2 separate regions of the Homo sapiens genome follow, and region 2 is linked to region 1. A link is a loop called in an ENCODE intact Hi-C map of the cell type or tissue named here. Cell type or tissue: endothelial cell of umbilical vein. All regions are shown on one strand. Links, peaks and the distances in the headings refer to the core of each region. The heading gives the core; the rest is flanking DNA.

Region 1 (11,123 bases), core at 1,194-9,193:
GGCTGACCATAAGTTTTCAAAAAATGGGAAGAACATCACTTTCAACATTTAAATTGAGTTATTAATGTATTTCCATAGCGAAAATAACCCTATTAAACCTGAGTATAAATATTTGCTTTCCTCTGAAAAATGATCAGATTAAAATAAGCCAGAATTTGGTATTCTCACATCGTATGTATGAGCATGAGTTCTGAAACAGATTGCCTGAGTCTAGCTCTCTGGTCTGCTACCGACAGGCTGGATAGTTTGGCAAATTATATACCACCTTTGTATGCTACTTTCCTCATACGTGACAGGATGGTAATAATAGTCATGATTTCTTGCAGTTGTGATAAGAATTAAATGAATTGAATTAACATTTATGCCATTTTACCAAGTTTGGGGAGGAAGAGGAGGAAACGTGTCAACAAAGGCTTCCTTAAAGAGGGTGACCATTTGGTTAAATCTTAAAATATCAGTAGATTTTCACTATTTGAATGTTCTATTTTGACACGACTTTCTGAAGTTGGTGGTGGCCCAGTTAGCAGAGAATTTTTACTACATACTTTTAAAGGTTCAGCGCAGCTCTGCAGGGCCACGTGAGATGTTGCTTCTTATTAGTAGCCCTCGGCATAATGATGAAGTAAGTTAACGTTGCCTTTGACACTTAACCTCCTCTCAGTGAAACCAAGGTATGGATTTGAAAGTACCTCAGTGTTGGGAGTTTAAATAGAAAAAGATCTGATAAAATAATTTACGCAAAGGTGAACAGTACCTAGTGGGTTACTCTTTCCAGGTGGGGTCTTATATATATATATTTTTTTTATTTAAAAAGTGTTTTGGAGATAATTGATATTTTAAAAAATCAGCCTAAAAGACAGCTTAATCCACCATTTTTCTGAGTTTCCCTAAGCATTAAGTTTGGTCACCAAGAAGCAACGTTCTTAGATTTTATTAGCTTAGGTTCACTCGAGCATACTTCTTTTGAGTTGATTTAGCTAATCCTTAGCTTTCACTAAAAATTGATATGGTATAGGTATTTGAAAGACACTTTTGTATTTTTCACAAAACCCCGGCTATAGGCATTGTACAGTAAATTATTAAGTGTTCATTAAATATGGATCCATGTAACAAAATTTTCCCAATATTTACTGCCAGGAGCAAAGTGTTGTCTCTTAAGACAAACCTAGACATCCCCTTTTATCAGACCATGAGAGCTATAAAACTCATGAATTTCTTTAGTTTCTTGGCTACCAATAAGTTTACAGCAAAACATGATGTCCTGTTTTAATAATATAGCTTATCTTTTGTTTCCCATACAAGCACTTCTTGCTTTCTAAATAATTTCTGCTGTGTCTTAAATTTTAAAAATTTTATTACCTTTAATGTTTTAAATTGGTAAACTACTTTAAAAGACATGTAGGAACATGAGTGGAATAGTTGTTGCCTGTGTTCCTCATTTGACCCTTACTAAATATTAATTTTTAAAAAATAGTGTCTTTTTTCTTTCCAAGTAGATTTCAAGGTTTTATGGTAGAACAGGATTTCTTGTTTTCTATCCTCTATACTCACCCCACATGGGTACTCAATAGCTAAATTGATTGATTGATAGCTGTCTTTTAAAAGCAGATGTCTAGACAGGATTTTTAATGATGGACCTTGTTAAAAAATGATGGACTAATAGTGGAAATACTAGGCTGAGAGAGTGTTTCTGTTATTTTTCAAAATTCCTCTACAATGGACTATGGCCATTTTCTGCATGCAAGGAAGAACACAGCCAGGATCACCGTTCTTTAAATCAGAAAGGACTTTGATAGAGTCCAGTTCCCTCAGTTCAAATGAGGAAACCAAGGCCCGAGGAGTTACTATCATTCCCAGAAGTAGCGAGCTGAGTCAATATAACGTTAAGACTGAAATTTAGGCCTCCCTGTTGCCAGTCTGATGTTGTTTGATGCCAATCCATTTATTCACTTTCTGCTTCCACACAAGAATGACTTGCATAATTTTAAAGGTTGGAAATCCAGCATGATCCTAAATCAGAGTCTCCATTCATAAAACTCTAAGCTTTAAAAATGCTAGGAATCATTACACAAATAAAATCCTGAGCACTCATTGTGCTATGCTTTGTGCTAAACATGTTTCTTTTTTCCATATAGTCTTCGCAATCACCCTATGAGGTCAGTACTGTTATTATTCCTGTTTTAAAGACGAGAAAATGAGAGGCATGTCTCATGTTTAGCACTGGGATTCAGTGGCACTCTCCTACACTGTGTGGACTGCCTCGCGAATCCAGTCATGTATACACATGTGTGTGTTTTTCCTTTTGGACACGTAATGAGATTTTTTTTCCCATGCCAGACTGGGGTATCTTAGTATCTCTCTCATGGAATTCTCAATTCCTACCCACCTAGGTTTTTCCCTGGAAACTTCCTGCCATCAAAGCAGGAATGATATTTAGTGCTTCAGTATTAGAAGGTCACAAATTGTGCTGGAATCCAAGGGAGAATCACGTATTTGGATGAATCACGAACGAATAGTCTGAACTTCCCCAAAAACACTGTCAGTAAAAATAAGGTGCTGCCATTAAATGACACCTTTAAAGAAGGCAAGAACGCAAATTTATGACAAGAAGAAAGAACTTCTGAGCCAAAATCAGCTAGATCTTTTTTGTTTTTTTCAATGCCATCCTTGACACTGGTAAAGAGTAGTCAGCTAGGTATTTGTCGACTAGAAAGAATCGTTAAAATGGACAACTAAAACCATCATATTTACAAGTGACACAAATCAGAAATTGTTGGCTAACAAATCTCCTTATTCCATCACTGTGATATTTGCTAAAGCTGACCACCTATTAATTTTTCCAGTGGAGCCTAAGGATATAGCAAATGCCAAGTAAATAGTTCAATCTGAACCAGGTTTATTGTTCATCGGCTGGTGCTGTGGTACTGTGCCGTGCTTGTGTCTTTTGTTGCTGTGGAACAGCAGGCCTTCCGGGAATGCTAAGAATACAGTGTCTTCCCAGAGCTGATTACACCAGACACGGGCCTCAATGATGCATGGACCAGCTAACACAGTGCCACACAACCCCACAATGCTTTCAGCATATTCAGTCATCTGCCTCGGAGAGACTGAAAATATTACTATTGATTTGGCTTGGTGTTTAATGTGGTTGTTAAATTTTAAATCCCTGTACAATGACCAATACTTTGGGTAGTAATGTAATTCTTCCAGGTTTATCATCTCTCTTGAAACCTGACTATTTAGTACATTGTGTAGCATTAAATTTCAGACAGGGGAATAGGTTTTAATAACACAAACACTTAATAAAATAACTTTCCATGAGCTTTCTCATAATGGTATTAACAGGGAAAGACAATTTCTCTCATTGCGCTTCTCTGCAGACATTCTGTCGGCTCTGTATCTCCATCAGTTTTTTCATAATGTGCTCTTGGCACACTTACTTTAATATTGCTGGTTTGAGAGCACTGTCTTTTTTATCCTTGTCACTAAATGTGATATTTTGAGCACTCAAGATGCGCTGCAAGCAGGCCTAAAGTATTTATATTGAAACTACAATGGCAAAGCATGTAGGATGATCTACCTCTCTGAAATGAGCCTTTAGGAAACAACTTCATCTTGGGAACATCTCTGGCTACACAATTGTAAAAATGGGCTGATAATTAAAGTACCAGGGAACACTCCTTCCATATTCACTGTTTATAAGCAGAGTGGTCTTGGTGGGTGCACACCTTAACATAAAGGAAGTAATACTTACATCTTGCTTTTGTCACACCGAGGCTGATATCTCCACTAAGTACACATCCCTAATCCAAGACGTTAGCAAACATATCTCTTATCAGCAGTACGGCTTTCACAGGCTTTTTTCAGTGTCCACCAACCACTTTCCATTCTGGATAAAGGATGTTAGCTAGGTAAGAGGATAAGCACAGTTGTAATCTGGATATTCAAGCTGACCTAATGGTAGATGCTGGATGCACACTGAACCTGGCCTGGCGGAAACCTGTTTCTATATGAGAATGGCATGTGGAAACAGGGACAGATGGTGGGGTCAGTAATAAAGAACTTGTTTGTTGTTGCTGATTGGAGGCCATTTCTTCTGCCAGCATGACTCCACAGATTTATCCTGGCATTGGTGACCAAGGGGAGACAAACAATGTTGTTCAACAAGCATTCTGAAAGCTACCATATGGCCAGAAGGAAATCTCTGGAGAATACTAGGATGTGCTGTGTTGTGCTACACTGTGGTAGTATTGCTCTTAAGCAGTAGGGGGCATGGTGAGTTCATCCGGTTAGAAGTATAAATAGAAGTAACTGAAAACAGCAGGAAATATAATCCGGTGAGCTTGCGAGCTGGTGAGCAGTTGTGTTGTGGGCTGCTTTTAAGATTATTTGCTTAATAAACTGCATTAGTTTCATTCTTTTGCATTTTTCTCGCAAAAAATGTTCATAAAGGTTGGGTTCTAGGGTGACAAAGTGTTGGGAAATTTTGTTGATTTAAAAAACATAAATATGAACTAATAAGAGAGAAGAATTCATGTTAGTCTAGAAGCTTAGTTAATTGGGAGTCTCTAGAGGAGTCACTCAAGATAGTGTTTGCTAATTAAGGCAATGCATTTTCCAGGGATTTGGAGAAGGAAGAGCTCTCCTCTGGCTTTCTGTCTGCTTATGAGTTACTGTGCAGCACCAGTGACGAGCTTTCACTGATTCCAGTCACATGACTGACTTGGGTAGATGTATTCCACCCTCATAACAAAGGCTTGTGGGTAGTAAATATTACCTATCAAATAAAACACCAAGGTAATTCCAGTTAACTCTTTTCAGGAATTCTAAAATTTTGTCATTGAGTTTGGTCCTTTCGAAAAAGAAGTCTGCCAGAATTGGATATTTCTTTTTTAAGTTTTTGGATTAGTAAATCTTATCCAAAATGTAAATTAATTTCCTATAATAGCTCCAAATTAAGAATTCTACAATTCTGTTGATCCTATTCTGATCGATGCCAGATTCGGTTCATCGGTGATGAACAAGTCAGTCATGGTGCCTCAGATTCCTTCCATCTCATTTCTGATGCTGTAGCTGGATTTCTCTAATTATAATTGGATCACGCCAGTGGGATTTTTAGAAAACTGCAAAGTGTTTTTTGTTCTTCTGAGAAACAAGTTATAAAAATAAAAAAAAATTTATGTATTCTGAAAATGGCTTCACAAGATGAATCTTTTAAAGAAAAATCAAAACATTATGAAAAACCTAATAACACTCATAAGTTTAGATATGCAAAAGAAAATGAAACAGTATTAAACCCCAAGACTGGGTTCTATTCATGGATTTAAAAAATCTTGGACCTGTCTTTACAAAACTTGAGTTTAACCAACTGAAGTATCATTACATCCTTGGTTTTAAACGTCATTACCACACTACCAGATATTTCTAGACTGAAAAGATTTTTTATGTTTACGAACAACAGATTAAAGGCAAAGGCAGCATTATTGTAATAGGATGTCATAAGATGTTTCTCAGTCTTAGATGAGGCCCCAACTATGAAAGGAATGTTGGCAAATCTCCTTCTTTCTAAAGGTGGATCAGGCAGGACTTGGTGAGATGTGATTCAAATTTACTCTGTAGGTCTGGGATCTTTCCCTGTCACCCATAGCTCTAAGGAGAGGCAGAGAAGACACTGGAGAAAAGATTATGTATTGATAGCCCAGAAAAAGTGCTGTAATTTTCTCTGCTCTCTCCTGTAGAATGTTCTGTTTCCGCTACCTCAAGCCAAGTGACAGAAGACACTCTAAATACAATCAAGAGTGGGGTACTTGCCCAAAGAGGCAACTGACATTTTTTTTTTTTTTTACTCTGGGCTACCTATTTGCTACTTGGAAAAAATCTGCCTTTATGGGACACTTGCTGACTGTAGTGATACCAGTCTTAGCAACCTGAACATGGACATGCCCCTGGGTGCTTGGGTGGGTAGCTGTGGAGGGTTAAAGTAAGGAGGCTGGTGTCTGACTACTGCTGAGAAAGGCCTGTATGTCAGAGGTTGGTTGTGAGGGTTCCCTGATAGTAGGGCCAGTAGAGGTGTTTGCTTATGATGACAGAGACAGGAGTTTTTTTTGGGGACACTCTGGAAAGCTGCTGCAATATAACTACATTGAAAGCCCTGCCAAGGAGAGGTAATCCCAGTAGAAAGAGACTTCAGGGGTGAAATGCCGAAGCATAGGAAATCATAATGGGCAGAGCAGAAGGTATCACCAGGGAGACAGAATGGGAGGCTCTGAAGATCCCACAGAGGTATCCTTTAAGAAAAAGAGTTGGCACCTGCCCTGATTGCATCAATATCACAACCATGCCATAAGAGCACTACACAATCATCTTTTAGCCTCATATGCTTCATCCTTTCCCAGCACAATGGAGGAATCACAGGTGACATGGAGAAGTGGAGAAGAAGGATGGGAGAGGGAGGCAGAAGATAATCACAGACGACCTAAGCATCCGGCCTTTTCTCTACTGATGCTATAGGGCCTAGTGCAGGTTAAAGCAGAGATTGTTTAAATAAGAGGAGAGCCACAAGTTTCCTGGCTGGACTCTTTATTATCTGAGGGTGTTCTAATGTCTGGAAGTGATCAGAAAAACTCTGGGATTTTATCCATAGCCAAGAAGAGGAGCTTAGTGGGTTTTAAGAGAATAAAGATGTTTCTGGCTTGTTTTGAAAGTGCAGCTCATTTGGTACACTATAATACTGTTTTTTCCCAATAATCAAGTAATTAATTTTTGTGTGATGACATGAAGCCAAATGTAAGTGTGAGCTGAGTGGATCATACGTCTAATAGATCTGTAAACATGAGGAGGTAGGGAAAGTTCACTTCTGAGTACATATCACATCTGCAAACCTTGTCATAGTGATCCAAAATGGAATGGGAAGTACTGAAGATGTATAGTGATCTCGCTTCATGTAGGATTGTGCTTGCATTTTCTAACACAGTCCCTGGCATATAATGGAAGCTTAATAAGTGTATGCCAGACCGAACTGGGAAGCTGGGAAGACCAAGCGAGGCACGAGGTGCATAGAAGGTGACTAACAGGTTCTTGAATTAGAAGGGAACTAAGTTAGAGCATGAGCATGGCCACTATTCCTCTACTCTACCTTACTTACCTCCCTGACTTTGTCTCTTATTACTCCCCCTATCTACTCTACTCCAGACACCCTACTCTTGGCTGATCCTTAAGGCTTTTTTACTCGCTATTCCTTCTGCCTGGAAATCTCTTCTCACAGACATCCACGAGGCTTATTTCTCATTTCCTTCACATTTTGCTCATATGAGACTTTCTCTAAAAGGTCCATACTCACTGCTGTCTAACCTTTAAAATGCAACCTGTCTCCTGACTTCCATACTTTTGAGCTCCCTTGCCTTCTCCACCCTTCCTGTTTACATAGCCCTTATCACCGAATATACTATCATTTATTATCTTTACTGTTTGTTCATTTTTATCTCTTTTACTTAAATATAAGTTCTACAAGGGTAGGTTCCTTTTTTAAATGGATAAATCCCAAGTGTCTAGAACAGTGGCTGACACATGGTAGGAATTTCAGTCATCTTAGCTGAATGAATGGATGGCAATAGATGCCCAGAGGCCTCTGTGTCGTGTTAACTGGATTCCATTTGAGGCATTACAGAACCCTCCGGGGTCAGGGGAGGAGTTACTGACTCCTTTGCCAAGTAGCCGCAGTACATATCCACAGCCTCCTACCAAAATCAGCATTCTGGGTATTCTAGAACCACACACGAAAACTGCTTAGGAACTCTCAAATCAAGTAGCAGGTCAAAGAACTCCTTTGATTGACTCTTTGTTAGGCTGTTTGGAGTAGGATGTACTAATTAGATTTGGAAGCACTCAAGGTTTATACTTTGAGCTTTATCCCCATAGAATGCAGAGAGAATAGAAATGTAAACCCTAGTAAAAATTAAAATAAATTAACAGAATCAATCTAGATAGTTCTTCAAGTCAACTTGCACTCAAAGAGTATTGGGCCTTTTATGGTGCAAATAATCATATTGTACATTAGGGATAAGTAAATCTATCTTCAGTTAGACTTTGGCAAGCATTTCTGCTTTTAAATGTGAAAAGCCAACTTGAAAATTCTGACAAATATATTTTATAGAAAACTTCATGTAACATTAGAAAAGAAAAAGAAACTAGTTTCCTTCATATGGTTCTACTACACATATAGAATTATAAATACATGCGAATCTCTCTTTTTCTCAAGGACCAAAGAAGAGAAATGAAAAGAAAAACAAGAAAAAAGAAACAAAAGATTCCAGAGATGTTGTCAGTCTCTTTCAAACAGCTCATTCTTTGGAAAGCATATCTCCGTCAGATTTCATTCTTCATACTTGTTTCACTTTCCTTCATCAGTAGTAGACTTAAAACACTGTTACTCTCTTTATAAAACTTTACATAATAATCTGTTATTTTTTTTTACAGAAAAATAGCAATTCCTCCTCAGCCATTCTTTGTTGGCTAAACTAATTTAATTTATTCTGTAAGCTAAATAATGCCAGCTCTTTATGCCCTTCCTGACTTTCCTGCTTGGCACTTGAATAGTCTTGATTCTTTTAAATTTGGTTCTTCTAAGATTTTCTGATGAAATTTGATGAAATATTTTGATGAAATATTTGATCAATAATTCTTTAGAGACTTATAGAAAACTTTCAAAAGCTATTGCTTTCATTTTTAGTTTTTCTCAGTATAAAATACATGTTCCTTAAAGAAAACTGAGGAAATATAGAAAAGAAAAAGAAAGAAAAATTACCAAGAATTTCTGCTTTCAGAAATGTCTGGTAATATATGGGTATTATCATAGCTTTTTTTTCCTGTCCACAAATGCATGCTTTTTTTAAATAACAAAAACAGGAATTATATTTAGATATAGCAAGGTTTCTTGTTTTTTTAACTTAATAACATGAGCATTTCTAAGGGCCATAATATACTATTTTTAATATTATTATGATTATTTTGAAAATAAGTCACTTTCATTCTACCAGGGATGTTTGGAACAAGGTGTGTTTTGGAATTCCTTCTTGCTAGAATGGCTATATTGGAATCCTGTAGGGCATCTTGACATCTGCTTTAGGCACACTGAAATGTTCAATGGCAAGAGTATTTAGGACTGAGAACATCTGACCACTCAGAGCAAATTATTTGAACTTCTAAGTGAATTAACCCACAAAAATGACTTGATAACCACTATCTAATGCTGATTGAGATATCGAAACCACTTGTCCACAGGTGGAAAGAGCCTCCAAGATAAGTGAATCTAGATTCCTGAGTAAGGAAATTTAGTATTACCCAGTGACTGTACCAATTAGATAGACCCTTCTACCTACAGACTCAGTGTCAACCTCTATAAAATAGTAAATATAATCCTCACCTCTTTTCACACAGGAGTTTCTTAGAATTTAAGTTTGGCAAACACTATAAAAAATAGCTCTGAGTCACAAGAAATTGCCATATTGCCAGGCTACTTAGCTATTTATTACCTCACACTTTTAGTGTCTGAGGTGAGTCAACTTTAAACAAAAAAGCATTTTGAAAATGGATTTTACAGCCCATCTTCGTAAGGCCATTTCTTATATCTCATCTTTCAAATTTCATTTGACCAGAATTTGGGCAAAGAGAATTATTCTTAATACATTTGTAACGGCTGCTTTTATGTGTCATCAAGAAGAGTTGTTCACCAGCCAATGGTAACTGACTCTTCTGACTCTTTATCCCCAGTTACAGACCTTCCGAACAAGGAAATTATTATTCTTGCCATGATTCTCTGGTCATCAAACCCTGCTATGCATCACCATGAAACAAATATCAAATAAAGGATAAGTCTCAGGAAAACCCCAGAACTGGATTTCAATGCTCAGATCCTGAAAAAGTATTCTCTGATTTTAAGACATTTGCTGATTCAAGTGACTTTTTAAAGCAAAAAGACAACAAATGGGTACGCTTCCTTAATGCAGAGACATAGGCAAATGCCTTTCTTTCAGCTTTACGCAAAGATAGAAGAAGAATCTCTTACATTCTGGGCAACCATCTGGAACTCTATTAATTGGTGTATGAAGCAAGCTAAACTATAAGCTCAGATGTAACATGAAACAAATATACTCAATTAATGGAAGGTAAAATTACAGTCCCCAAATGGAAAGAACTACAAGTTCTCTGGTCATTCTACACGAAAAGTTCATTTTGACATTTCAGTTATATTAACAATCTGTTCCTGCTTTGGTGGTCTGGAAAGAATGAACAGCAATATTCATAATCTCTACTATCAACTTTGCTAAATTTTTTCCCCAAAGACCATCTTTATTACCCTGTAACTTTCACTACTTGAAGTGTTCCCATTTCTACAATAAATAGATTAAAATCAACAGAGAAAAGCTTCAAAAAGTGACAGGGTTGTTGGAATTTTTCTTGGGATTGTTATGACTCCTTCTTTATACACAGGTCATCTGAGTCATAATGAAACACCAACTATTCAGAGTCACATGCTGTGCTTTGTGCTTTTGGTTGATCAGAAAAGCAGTGAACTTGATCCCATCACTATAATCTGATGCAGCAAGGAAGAGTGATAACAATTATTCTTAGCTGATTTATTTTTTTCTTACAAATCACTTTCTTATGCACACAGAACTGCCAAAATGGCATCAGTTCTCTCACTAAATCTTGCAAATAAAACAGTATACCTTTCAACGTGGTGGCTGAGATTGTGTGATGTGGAGAAAAGGAAGATATGCAGAGATGTTAGCATGGCCACAGGGTGATGGTGGTGGTGGTGCTGGGGCAAGTGTGCACTACTAATAGGAGAAGATGTCAAAAAAAATGAAGCATAATAATAGTGCAATTTATCCTTGCTAAACGTACTGCAGTGTGCTATAATTAAATATGAAAACCTAAATTTATCTCTATGTTCGGTTGTCATTAATTTAACAGGGAGTGCACATGTTCTAATCTAATGGTTGATTTTTTTTCTCCATGTGCAGCATATTAAAATGTATATTAGCCTCAAGGTGCATAAACACAAAATAATAGACCAAAGGTTTTGGCCTGTGGAGAAAAAAAATCCATGCTCAAAGGCCGTC
Region 2 (11,123 bases), core at 1,843-9,842, 390 kb after region 1:
TGGATGACAGCAGGCAAAGAGGGAGAGCTTATGCAGTGGAACTCCTCTTTTTAAAACCATTAGATCTTGTGAGACTTATTCACTATCAGGAGAACAGCACAGGAAAGACCTGGCCCCATGATTCAATTTCCTCCCAACGGGTCCCTCCCACAACACATGGGAATACAAGATGAGATTTGAGTGGGGACACAGTCAAACCATATCATCCTGATACTCTAAAACCCATTAAGTGAAGCTCAAAGTAAAGAGCCTGCCCTTTAGTTTCCTCCATAGAGTGTCCTGAATCAACTTTTTCAGTTCTATGTATTATTATGTAGAGCTAGAACAATCAAAGAGACTATCTACTTTAAAAGCTTTATTTTACAAAGAGAAAACAAAAGCCAAAGGAGGCTAAATGAATATCTGTAAGTTGCTCAGTTACTGGTAAAGCCACAATAAAATATATAGTTTGCTGTCTTGTTGGCTTATGTTCTTAAGCCACCCCTCAGAAATAAAATGTTTCAATCATTGCTTCTCCAAAATACTTTGTGCCTCCCTACCTCTGCACTTTTCACATTCCATCTTTCTTCTCCATCTGCTGAAAATTACCCATTCTAAAGTCCTTCCCTTGTCATTACAGAGAAATTATTTTATCTGAGACACTTATAGATCATAAAAAATATAATTATTTTAATTAATTACATTGAAAATATTTGGTTATATGTTTAAGTATTAAAATGCATTAACTTCCCCATATTTTTCAGGAAACCAACTTAAAATTTCTTTGCATGGCATAGTCTGATTTTTTTATAACATAGTGCCAATATACCTGTTAGACTCAGTTATTAATGTTCATATAGAACTATTTTCATTCATTTACTTATTCAGCAGGTATTTGTTAAGAACTTGGGGTTAAAAAGATGAACAAAACAGACAAGGTCTCTGACATTTATATGCAAAAAAATACAAATAAATCTACCACCTACCACCAAATAAACACAAAATTTAAACTACCAATAGTTCATCACACTGTTACATGTATTTTACCTGCCTAAAATACAAATAAATCTAAGACTTTACTCATGCGTTAAACTCTTCATAATCCTTCCAAACTCAACTGATTCATTCAAGCATATACTTCTTGGGACATTTCCTTACTACCACCTATACACTTTTCTGAAGTAGTTACCTCTTTTTTATTTACTATTCCACAATTTTACTTTAGTATTATTCTTTGAGTTCTGGGATACATGTGCACAATGTGCAGGTTTGTTACATAGGATGCTATGGTGGTTTGCTACACCTATCAACCAGTCATCTACATTAGGTATTTCTCCTAATGCTATCCCTCCCCTAACCCCCCACTCCCCAACAGGCCCCAATGTGTGATGTTCCCCTCCCTGTGTCCATGTGTTCTCATTGTTCAACTACCACATATAAGTGATAATATGTGGTGTTTGGTTCTCTGTTCCTGTGTTAGTTTGCTGAGAATGGTGGTTTCCAGCTTCATCCATGTCCCTGCAAAGCACATGAACTAATCCCTTTTGGAGGCTGCGTAGTATTCCATGGTATATATGAGCCACATTTTCTTTATCTAGTCTATCTCTGATGGGCATTTGGGTTGGTTTCAAGTCTTTGCAATTGTGAATAGTGCTTCAATAAACATGTGTGTGCATATCTCTTTATAGTAGAATGATTTATAATCCTTTGGGTATATACTTAGTAATGGGATTGCTGGGTCAAATGGTATTTCTGGTTCTAGATCCTTGAGGAATCACCACACTGTCTTCCACAATGGTTGAACTAATTTACACTCCCACCAACAGTGTAAAAGTGTTCTTATTTCTCCATATCCTCTCCAGCATGTGTTGTTTCCTGACTTTTAAGTTATCGCCATGCTAACTGGCGTGAGATGGTATCTCATTGTGGTTTTGATTTGCATTTCTCTAATGACCAGTGATGATGACCTTTTTTTCACATGTTTGTTGGCTGCACAAATGTCTTCAAACAGAGAGCCAAGTCATGAGTGAACTCCTATTCACAATTGCTACAAAGAGAATAAAATACCAAGAAATACAACTTACAAGGAATGTGAAGGACTTCTTCAAGGAGAACTACAAACCACTGCTCAAGGAAATAAGAGAGGACACAAACAAATGGAAAAACATTTCCACGGATAGGAAGAATCAATATCATGAAAATGGCCATACTGCCTAAAGTAATTTACAGATTCAATGCTATCCCAATCAAGCTACCAGTGACTTTCTTCAGAGAATTAGAAAAAAGTACTTTAAATTTCATATGGAACCAAAAAAGAGCCTGTATAACCAACACAATCCTAAGCAAAAAGAACAAAGCTGGAGGCATCACTCTATCTAACTTCAAACTATACTACAAGGCTACAGTAACCAAAACAGCATGGTACTGGTACCAAAACAGAGACATAGACCAATGGAACAGAACAGAACCCTCAGAAATAATATCACACATCTACAAATATCTGATCTTTGACAAACCTGACAAAAACAAGAAATGGGGAAAGGATTCCCTATTTAATAAATGGTGTTGGTAAAACTGGCTAGCCATATGCCGAAAACTGAAACTGGACCCCTTCCTTACACCTTATACAAAAAATAACTCAAGATGGATTAAAGACTTAAATGTAAGACCTAAAACCATAAAAACCCTAGAAGAAAACCTAGTCAAATACCTCAGGACATAGGCATGGGCAGACTTCATGACTAAAACACCAAGAGCAATGGCAACAAAAGCCAAAATTGACAAATGGGATCTAACTAAACTAAAGAGCTTCTGCACATCAAAAGAAACTATCATCAGAGTGAACAGGCAACCTACAGAACAGGAGAAGATTTCTGTAGTCTATCCATCTGACAAAGGGCTAATATCCAGAATCTACAAAGAACTTAAACAAACTTACAAGAAAACAAACAAACAACCCCATCAAAAAGTAGATGAAGGGTATGAACAGACACTTCTCAAAAGAAGATATTTATGTGGCTATTCCACAGTTTAAAATATGCTGCTACTCAGCTGTCATCATAGTCGGCTGTACATGTTAATTTTCTCTTCAAAAACAAGCTCCTTGAGGACAGTGACCAAACATATCTTAACCAAATTATTATCTCCATTGCAATTAAAAATATGCATGTATGTCGGGCGTGGTGGCTCACACCTGTAATCCCAGCACTTTGGGAGGCTGAGGTGCGTGGATCATGAGGTCAGTAGATCGAGACCATCCTGGCTATGGTGAAACCCCGTCTCTACTAAAAATACAAAAAATTAGCTGGGCATAGTGGCGGGCACCTGTAGTCCCAGCTACTTGGGAGGCTGAGGCAGGAGAATGGCGTGAACCCGGAAGGTGGATCTTGCATTGTGCCAAGATCACGCCACTGCTCTCCAGCCTGGGCAACAAGTGAGACTCTGTCTCAAAAAAAAAAAAAAATCCATCTATATAAAATACTTATTCTTGAAGGCAATTCTTTCCTCTGTAGAGATATAAATAAAATCACCTTTTCACATGGCATTCCTCAAGTATATTTTGCAGAACTAACATATACTTCCTACATCTCCTTTTTTTCTCTAGGCTAAACATTTTTATCTTTAATAATTATTTTTAATACAAAATGCTTTTAGTATTCTAGTTATCCTTTGTCAGATATCTCATTTACCTATATGCTATGAAATTGAGGAATCCGCTAACATAGTTGAAAAGGTTAAAAATGAGAACTCGAATTTTTGCCATTTCCCTCCCTCCCTTCCCATTGTAAAGCAAGAATCATTTTATAACCTGGACATCACCATGACCTCTTTGATTGTTCAAAATACACTCAATGAAAACTAAAGAAAACTACAAAAGGAAAAGAAGCTGAAGTCCTAAAGAACTGAGATGAGAATGGTAAAAATGGAGATTAAGGAAAAGCTAAATGTCCAAGTTTTAGAGTGTAAAGATAAAGAGCAACCTTTCCTTTTTAGAAGTCCTTCCTAGACATAAGAAAAATTGAAAATAACAAGGATGTTTAAAGACTATTTTTTTAAAGTTTGCTTTCTTCACCCTTAGAATTTTTGGGGGGAGACTGAGTAAAGGTTTTATTCACTTACAATAAAATTTCTAAAAATTAACTCCATGACAAGTATAGACCATCAGGAGCCCCAAATATATATGCATTACACTTAATTTTTTTCATTTCATTGTCATCTGCAAGTTCCTTCAAGCTTCTTTACTACATACAGAATAAAGCAGAACCTCAGCATTATATAATCCCAATTGTGATCTGGGCCCTTCTCCCTCCCCGCCCTTTCTAATCTCATCTCCTATCCCTCCTTCAAAATATTTTTTGCTTCCACTTATTGAACTAGTTATAATTTCTCAAATAAAACAATATCATTAATGCATCTTTGCATTTTGCCTTTCGTTTTTTGTTTTTGCTTAGAATGTTCTTTCCTGCCGGTGTTAATGCTTTGAAAATTCCAACTAAGCCTTCAAAAGTCAGTCCTGTTGTCCTCTCCACTAAAAATCCTCCTTATGTGTAAAAAAGGGAGACAGAGGGGGAAATGATAAACTATCATTTAATGCGTATAGTGTTTTAGTTTTGCAAGGTAAAAAAGTTCTGGAGAAACATGATGTATGTGCTTAATGCCACTGGAACTGTACACTTAAAGATGTCTAAGATGGTAAATTTTATATTATGTATGTTTTATCACAATTTAACCATGAATAATTATTTTAAACTAAAAAAAAAAAGTCTAGTAAGCCTCTTGACAGAAGATACCGCAAAGGTGTCATGAAGGCCAAGGGTTGAAGTTTTAAAACCTAAACTGTGTAACAGGCTCTGTAACGGGGAGAAACCCAAGAAACTTATGGTCAAGTTGAAACTCACAAACTGCAGGAATATAGTCATTGGGGTCCCTTAGATGCAGAAAAGAAAATTAACTACAGCGAGTTATGTTTGTATTTCACATAAGAAAGAATTTTGAAATAGAGTTGTCCATTAGGGGTAGGGTCTGTCCTGGGAGATGTGAGCTCATTTCCATTGGATATGACTCAGATTATCTATTAGTCATGCCATGGGTGTGAAGTTGGAGCTAGATAAACTTTAGGATATTTTCCAAGCCCTAATTCCATGACTTTGTGATTATTATCGCCATAAACTCTGAAGTCTTGGCTGGGCACATTTTCCACAAGGGGCTTGTGGTAAAGTGTAGAACAACGAACTCAGAAAAGGCCTATTCAAAAATCAGAACTAGTCATGGTCTAAGATATATTCCCACAAAGTTCTGAGGCCAAGATAACTTACCGATATATAACCCAAGAATATTTCTGGATGTTTCAGTTACTGAGCATCCAGGAAGCCTCACCTCTGGACATTGTGTGCTAATCATCTCTTCTTTCTTTCTTTTTTTGAAAACAGTCTGTATCCATCATCAAACACCCCTAGGATGTTATCCTTCTTGATGGACACATTACAGTTTATTCAGGATATAATTTACACCCCCAAATTTCTATCCCTAACTCAGACCTCTCCTCTGATTAGATTGTTGCAATCAGTTGGATATTTCTGATTTGTATTTTAAACTTATTACACTTGAATATTTATTAGGCATTTTAAACTGAAAACCCCTGACGCAAATTTTCTGCCATCAAACCTGCTTCTTCTACAGCCTTGCCCATTTCAATGAATGGCAACTGTATCCTTCCAATACCTTTGGCCAAAAACCTTACAATCATTTGTGCCTTTTCTTTTACACCTTACAGCCAGTCTGTCAGAAAAATCTATTGTCCCTTTTTCCAAATATATTACGTTTCTCATCTCCACTACTACCTCCTGGTCTAAGCATGGTTATCTCTCACTGAATTTACCACAATAACCTCTTAACTCATCCCTTTGCTTCATGTCTCAGTCTTTCGCAGCACAGGAATCACAGTAGGCTGATGATTCCTACTCAACATTTATGGTGAGTGATTGTGGTGATGGTTGCATGACTCCATACATCAGTCAAAACTCATCAAATGGTATAATGGAAATTGGCAAATGTTATTATATACAAATTATATTGCAGTATAGCTGATGAAAACAGAAAAGAAAGAAAGAAAAAAAAACCTCCTCAGCTTCCCACAAGCAAAGCTGCTTCCTAATCGTACTCTGTACTTATTTGCTTACATATATGCTATCTCCCGCTTGATTTAATTTCAGCACCTAGCATAAGACTTGGCAGAGAGATACTCAACATATTTACTGAATGTATTAGACTAGTGACCTTGGGTACTTAGTGTCTTTTTCAAATTAGTTTCCAGTAAGGTGATAATCAGTTTAGATGAAATAATCATTAGCTTTATTCCAAATCTATAAAAGCCCATTATTCTATGATTCTAACATAGAGTGGCATTGAAGCTCTGGAAGATTGCTGATTTTAGGCCAGTCTCTCCAAGAGCCATCTAGTGGGAAGAGTAAGTAATTGCCCTGGGTAATTAGAGAGAGAGAGAGAGAGAGAGAGAGAGAGAGTGTGTGTGTGTTTTAGGCCAGTCTCTCCAAGAGCATCTAGTGGGAAGAGTAAGTAATTGCCCTGGGTAATTAAGAGTGTGCGTGTGTGTGTGTGTGCGCGCGCGCGTGTGTGTGTGTGTGTGTTTTAGGCCAGTCTCTCCAAGAGCTATCTAGTGGGAAGAGTAAGTAATTGCCCTGGGTAATTAAGAGTGTGTGTGTGTGTGTGTGTGTGTGTGTGTGTGTGTGTTTCTATAATTCAGTCACATTAAATGACACAAAGATTCACCAACATCACACTTTTGCCAAGGTCTTGCCTAAAATAGAGCATTTTTCTCCCTACTGGAATTCTGACTTCCAATTTAGAATGAACTCCTTTGGTGGGAAGTAATGAATTGGCCTCAGATACTTATCATGAGTTACAGGAAGATCTCATGAAACTCATGCAGAAATGCAGCCAGGCCTCCAGGAAGAGCTGGGAATTCTCGAGGAAAGTAAGAAGATTTTTCGTGCTTTGTCCTCTTTCTTTCTATGTACAGCTACTTTATTCTTCTCCCTCTTCCAATTGGCTTTCTCTACTTCTTTATCCAGAATGATTAATATTGTGTAGGTCTAGACCAGTAATTTTTTACTCTACTTACCAGAAACACGTAGAGAGTTTTAAAAATTATGATGTCCAGGCCAGGTACCTTCCTACTAATTATATCAGAATCCCTTGGAGGGGGACTCAAATAATAGTATTTTTAAAAATATTTTAAAAATCCCTCCAAGAAATTACACAGAGCATTCAAGGATGAGGTCACTTCTCCAGTAACATGAGTTCTTTTCCTAGTTCCTAATTATCAAGTAAGAGATTCAGGCTTGGCCAATATTGTGTTAGGTGTCTATTTTATTCAACTACGTGGCTACTGGGGGTCTGTTCAAGAGAACAGACCGTTTAAGTTCGGAAGATAGTCTAAAAGGTGCTCATGTGGACCTCTCATCTGCTAATAAAGTGTCAGCTCTGACAAGCATCAACACATTGTCCAAATGTTAAGGTCTACTGTAAAAATAGGACAGTTAAAATGTTTTTCTATTTTATTCTTAAAATCAACAAGACAGTTGTCCATTTGCAAGTAATATTTATACCAGATCCAGTGATAAGTATTTTTTAATCACGATTTTTAAGGTATGCATTATTCTCCTATTGAAGATGAGGAAAGTGAGGCCCAAAGAAAGTAAACTGCTTGTCCAAAGATTAATAAGTGGTAGAGCAAGACCTGAATTGAAAGTTTACACAAACTACATTATATCAAACTGCCCCCAACCTTTTTTTTTTTTCTTTTTTTTTGAGACGGTGTGTTGCTCTGTCGCCCAGGCTGGAGTGCAGTGGCGTGATCTCGGCTCACTGCAAGATCTACCTCCCGGGTTCACGCCATTTTCCTGTCTCAGCCTCTCGAGTAGCTGGGACCACAGGCGCCTGCCACCACGCCCAGCTAATTTTTGTATTTTTTGTAGAGACAGGGTTTCACCATGTTGGCCAGGATGGTCTTGATTTCCTGACCTCGTGATCTGCCTGCCTTGGCCTCCCAAAGTGCTGGGATTACAGGCGTGAGCCACCATGCCCAGCTGCTGCCCCCATCTTACATAAACATGAATTTTCTAAATTATTAATGTCCTCAAAACAAGAAACTAACCTAAAAAGTTATTCATGATGGTTTGATTGAACACACAGAGTACATATACACACACATTGAAAAATCTTATCAAAAATAAAAACCATACCCTATTCAAATATCATTAAGACAATCATAATGCCATTAAAGAATAGAAATAAAAATACAGTCAAACTATAATAACCCATTATTTTATTATTAAATTATTACTCTTTACCACTGGTTTCCTCTGTTATACCTCGTGGGGTCATGGAATTATAGCAGAGACATTTGGATGTGTAATGATTATGTTGTTGGGAAAAAGTAACTCACATGGTAAGTATACATCCCAGTGGCATTTTCTCCTGATTTGCTTTGCTAGAATGAAATTTGGAAAAAAAAAAAAAAAAAAAGGAAGAGAAAAGCACTACTAAAAGCAATACTAGTGGTAGTGTTTGTTATATTTGATTGAAGAAGAAATCACCATCACTATGTTCCATGCAATTCAAAATAATCAAACAGCTTTCACTTAGTCATTTTGTTTATATTTCATTGTGATATGCTACAACGGGCCCTATCTTGGAGTACAGCTGCTATAGAAACATCCATTCTGAAATTATTTTAAGGAAAAGAATAAATAACATTGCATAGCTGCTTGTGGCTAGATTAATTCACAGACTGGATTAATGCATTAATAATTAACTCAAGATCAGTTCCTTCGCTCTTTGAAGAAATATCTATTGAGGGAAAAATCTTACAGGGTAAAAATTAATTTGGATTAGCTGTTTCCATGATGGAAAGGCCTAGCTCCAGTGATTACAATTATAATATAAAAACAGATTTCATTCTCCATTTTGAGAAATTATTATTCATAATAAAATTTCCTTCTGATATAAAATCTTTTCTGATTTGAGGCTTCAGAAGTTTCTACAAAATAATGATTCCATTTTACGCATTTCTTTAAAAGACTGTGTTCACATTCTTCTATACTTGTAATCTGAGCATAAAATAAGACTAGAAAATTAAATAATATTAATTGGCTCCATGGCATAATGGTCAGCATATCTGGACTCTGAAAATTAAATGATATTAATTCAAATCCATGTCCCATCTTTCTCCATCTAAACTCTACCTCTACCCCCAATTATCAGCTCTTTAGCAACTTAATGTAGTAACATGCAAAAACTCCTCCTCCTTCAACAAAAAATAACTATTCCTCCCCAGTTTTCCCCCATTTACTTTATGACACTACCATCCATCAAGCTTGTTAAAACCTGTTAATTGTATTATTTTTGATATTTCTTCTCTCTCAAATCCCATTTCTATTCTACAGCAAATCTAATTATTTTTGACTCCATTCTCTTTGCCACTATTATCTCTTACTGAGACTTTTTCTTACTGACTTCTGCATTCTCCTTGCCTCCTACTCAAATCTGTTCTTTACTCTGTACCAGAGTAGGGTTTTTAAAACAGAAATTTGATTGTGTTATGCACCTGCTTAAACTTTTCATTAGTTTTTCATTGGATTTTGTTAATATTCAACTTTTCATGATAGCCTACAAGCTCTTTCATGATATGGTCCTGTCTGCCTATCCAAACTTACCTTATGCCAATCTCTATAAATATACACATCATAGTCACATGTGCCTTCTACCAAACTCTGCCTTTAACTGGACATTTACACTTGCTATTTTCTCTTTCTGATGTATTCTTTTTCCATACTTCTATTTCCTTGTAAACTCTTCTCCCACTGCCACGTACCAGCTCTTTAGCAACCTGAGGTAGTATCACCAATGAGCCAAGTGAACTTGTAAAATATGCTTCCTAAACCCCATTTGTCCCATGATCTAAAATATTTCCTTAGCATATAAAATTTATCTATATCTATCAAGTGCATTCTATACGGCAGGCATTCTGTCCAGGTGCTAGGAACACAACAGTTAACAGAGTATCTTTTCTTTCTTTTTTAAAAAAAGTAGTCTATTTTATTTATTAATGGTTAAAAAACGGCTTCACTAAACATTGTTTTGTTATTTAAATATTAATATGCTGAGAGCAGTATTATTACACACCTTTTTTTCCACAGCCTTATTGAGGTACAATCAGTCTACAATAAACATAATTAATGTATAAAAGTCAGTGCTTTGGATATATGCATACACTCATGTTACTATCACTACAATCCACGTCACAAACATATCCATCACGTTCAAAAGTTTACTTGTGTCCCTTTATTGTTGCTTACTTTATCCCTTCCTTTTTTTCTTTTCTCTTTCTCTTTTCTTTTCTTTCTTTCCTTTCTTTTTTCTTTCTTCCTTTCTTTTCTTTCCTTTCTTTCCTTCTTTCCCTTCCTTTCTTTCTTTCTCTTTCTTCTTTCTTTCTCTTTTTCTTTTTTCCCTTTTTCTTTCTTTCCTTTCCTTTTCTTTTTCTCTCTCTTCTCTCTCCCTTCCCTCCTGTCTTCCCTTTCCTTCTTTCCTCTTTCCTTCTTTCTCCTTCCTCCCTTCCTTCTTTTCTTTTCTTTCTCTTTCTTTCCTTCTTTACTTTTCTTTTCTTTCCTTCTTTCTTTCCAATATACCCAGCATCCCTCTCACCCATCTCCTGGAAACCATCATTCTATTGTCTATTTCTATACATTTGACTACCTTAGATGCCTCATATAGAGGGAATCATGCAGTATGTGTCCTTCTGTGATGGCCACTTCATTTGGCATGTCTTCCCGGTCTATCCATTCTTTCACAAACAGTACAATTTCTTTCTTTTTTAAGTCTGACTAATATTCTCTTGGATGTATACATCAGAATTTCTTTTTTTTTCTTTTTTTTTTTTTTTTTTTTTGAGACGGAGTCTCGCTCTGTCACCCAGGCTGGAGTGCAGCGGCACAATCTCAGCTCACTGCAAACTCTGCCTCCCAGGTTCACGCCATTCTCCTGCCTCAACCTCCCGAGCAGCTGGGACTACAGGCGCCCACCACCACGCCAGGCTAATTTTTTGTATTTTTAGTAGAGACGGGTTT

Evidence for each region. A loop is a pair of places that touch in the nucleus more often than their neighbours do. Peaks named below come from ENCODE experiments on the same cell type or tissue, not always from the same donor. Only the 100,000 strongest peaks of a DNase experiment are listed, where the experiment ranks them.
Region 2: it touches region 1 in a loop (2.1-fold over the local background); 10 of 110 quality-filtered maps call a loop at or near these places.

Annotation. Positions count from the first base shown.
Region 1 is chr1:97,134,194-97,145,316 of GRCh38, forward strand. All of the region lies in intron 20 of DPYD (dihydropyrimidine dehydrogenase), which reads right to left. The region is part of intron 1 of DPYD-AS1 (DPYD antisense RNA 1); the gene reads left to right. Among named protein-coding and RNA genes, the nearest start is that of DPYD-AS1, 44 kb to the left of the region's middle. RefSeq lists enhancers at 4,077-4,206, 10,742-11,123. In endothelial cell of umbilical vein, for the core only: a CTCF peak has its summit at 4,245 (motif pointing right); a DNase peak (open chromatin) is centred at 4,178; H3K27ac peaks cover 567 bases.
Region 2 is chr1:97,519,291-97,530,413 of GRCh38, forward strand. All of the region lies in intron 12 of DPYD (dihydropyrimidine dehydrogenase), which reads right to left. Among named protein-coding and RNA genes, the nearest start is that of DPYD-AS2, 270 kb to the right of the region's middle. In endothelial cell of umbilical vein, for the core only: a CTCF peak has its summit at 6,487; no DNase peak of the experiment used is centred there.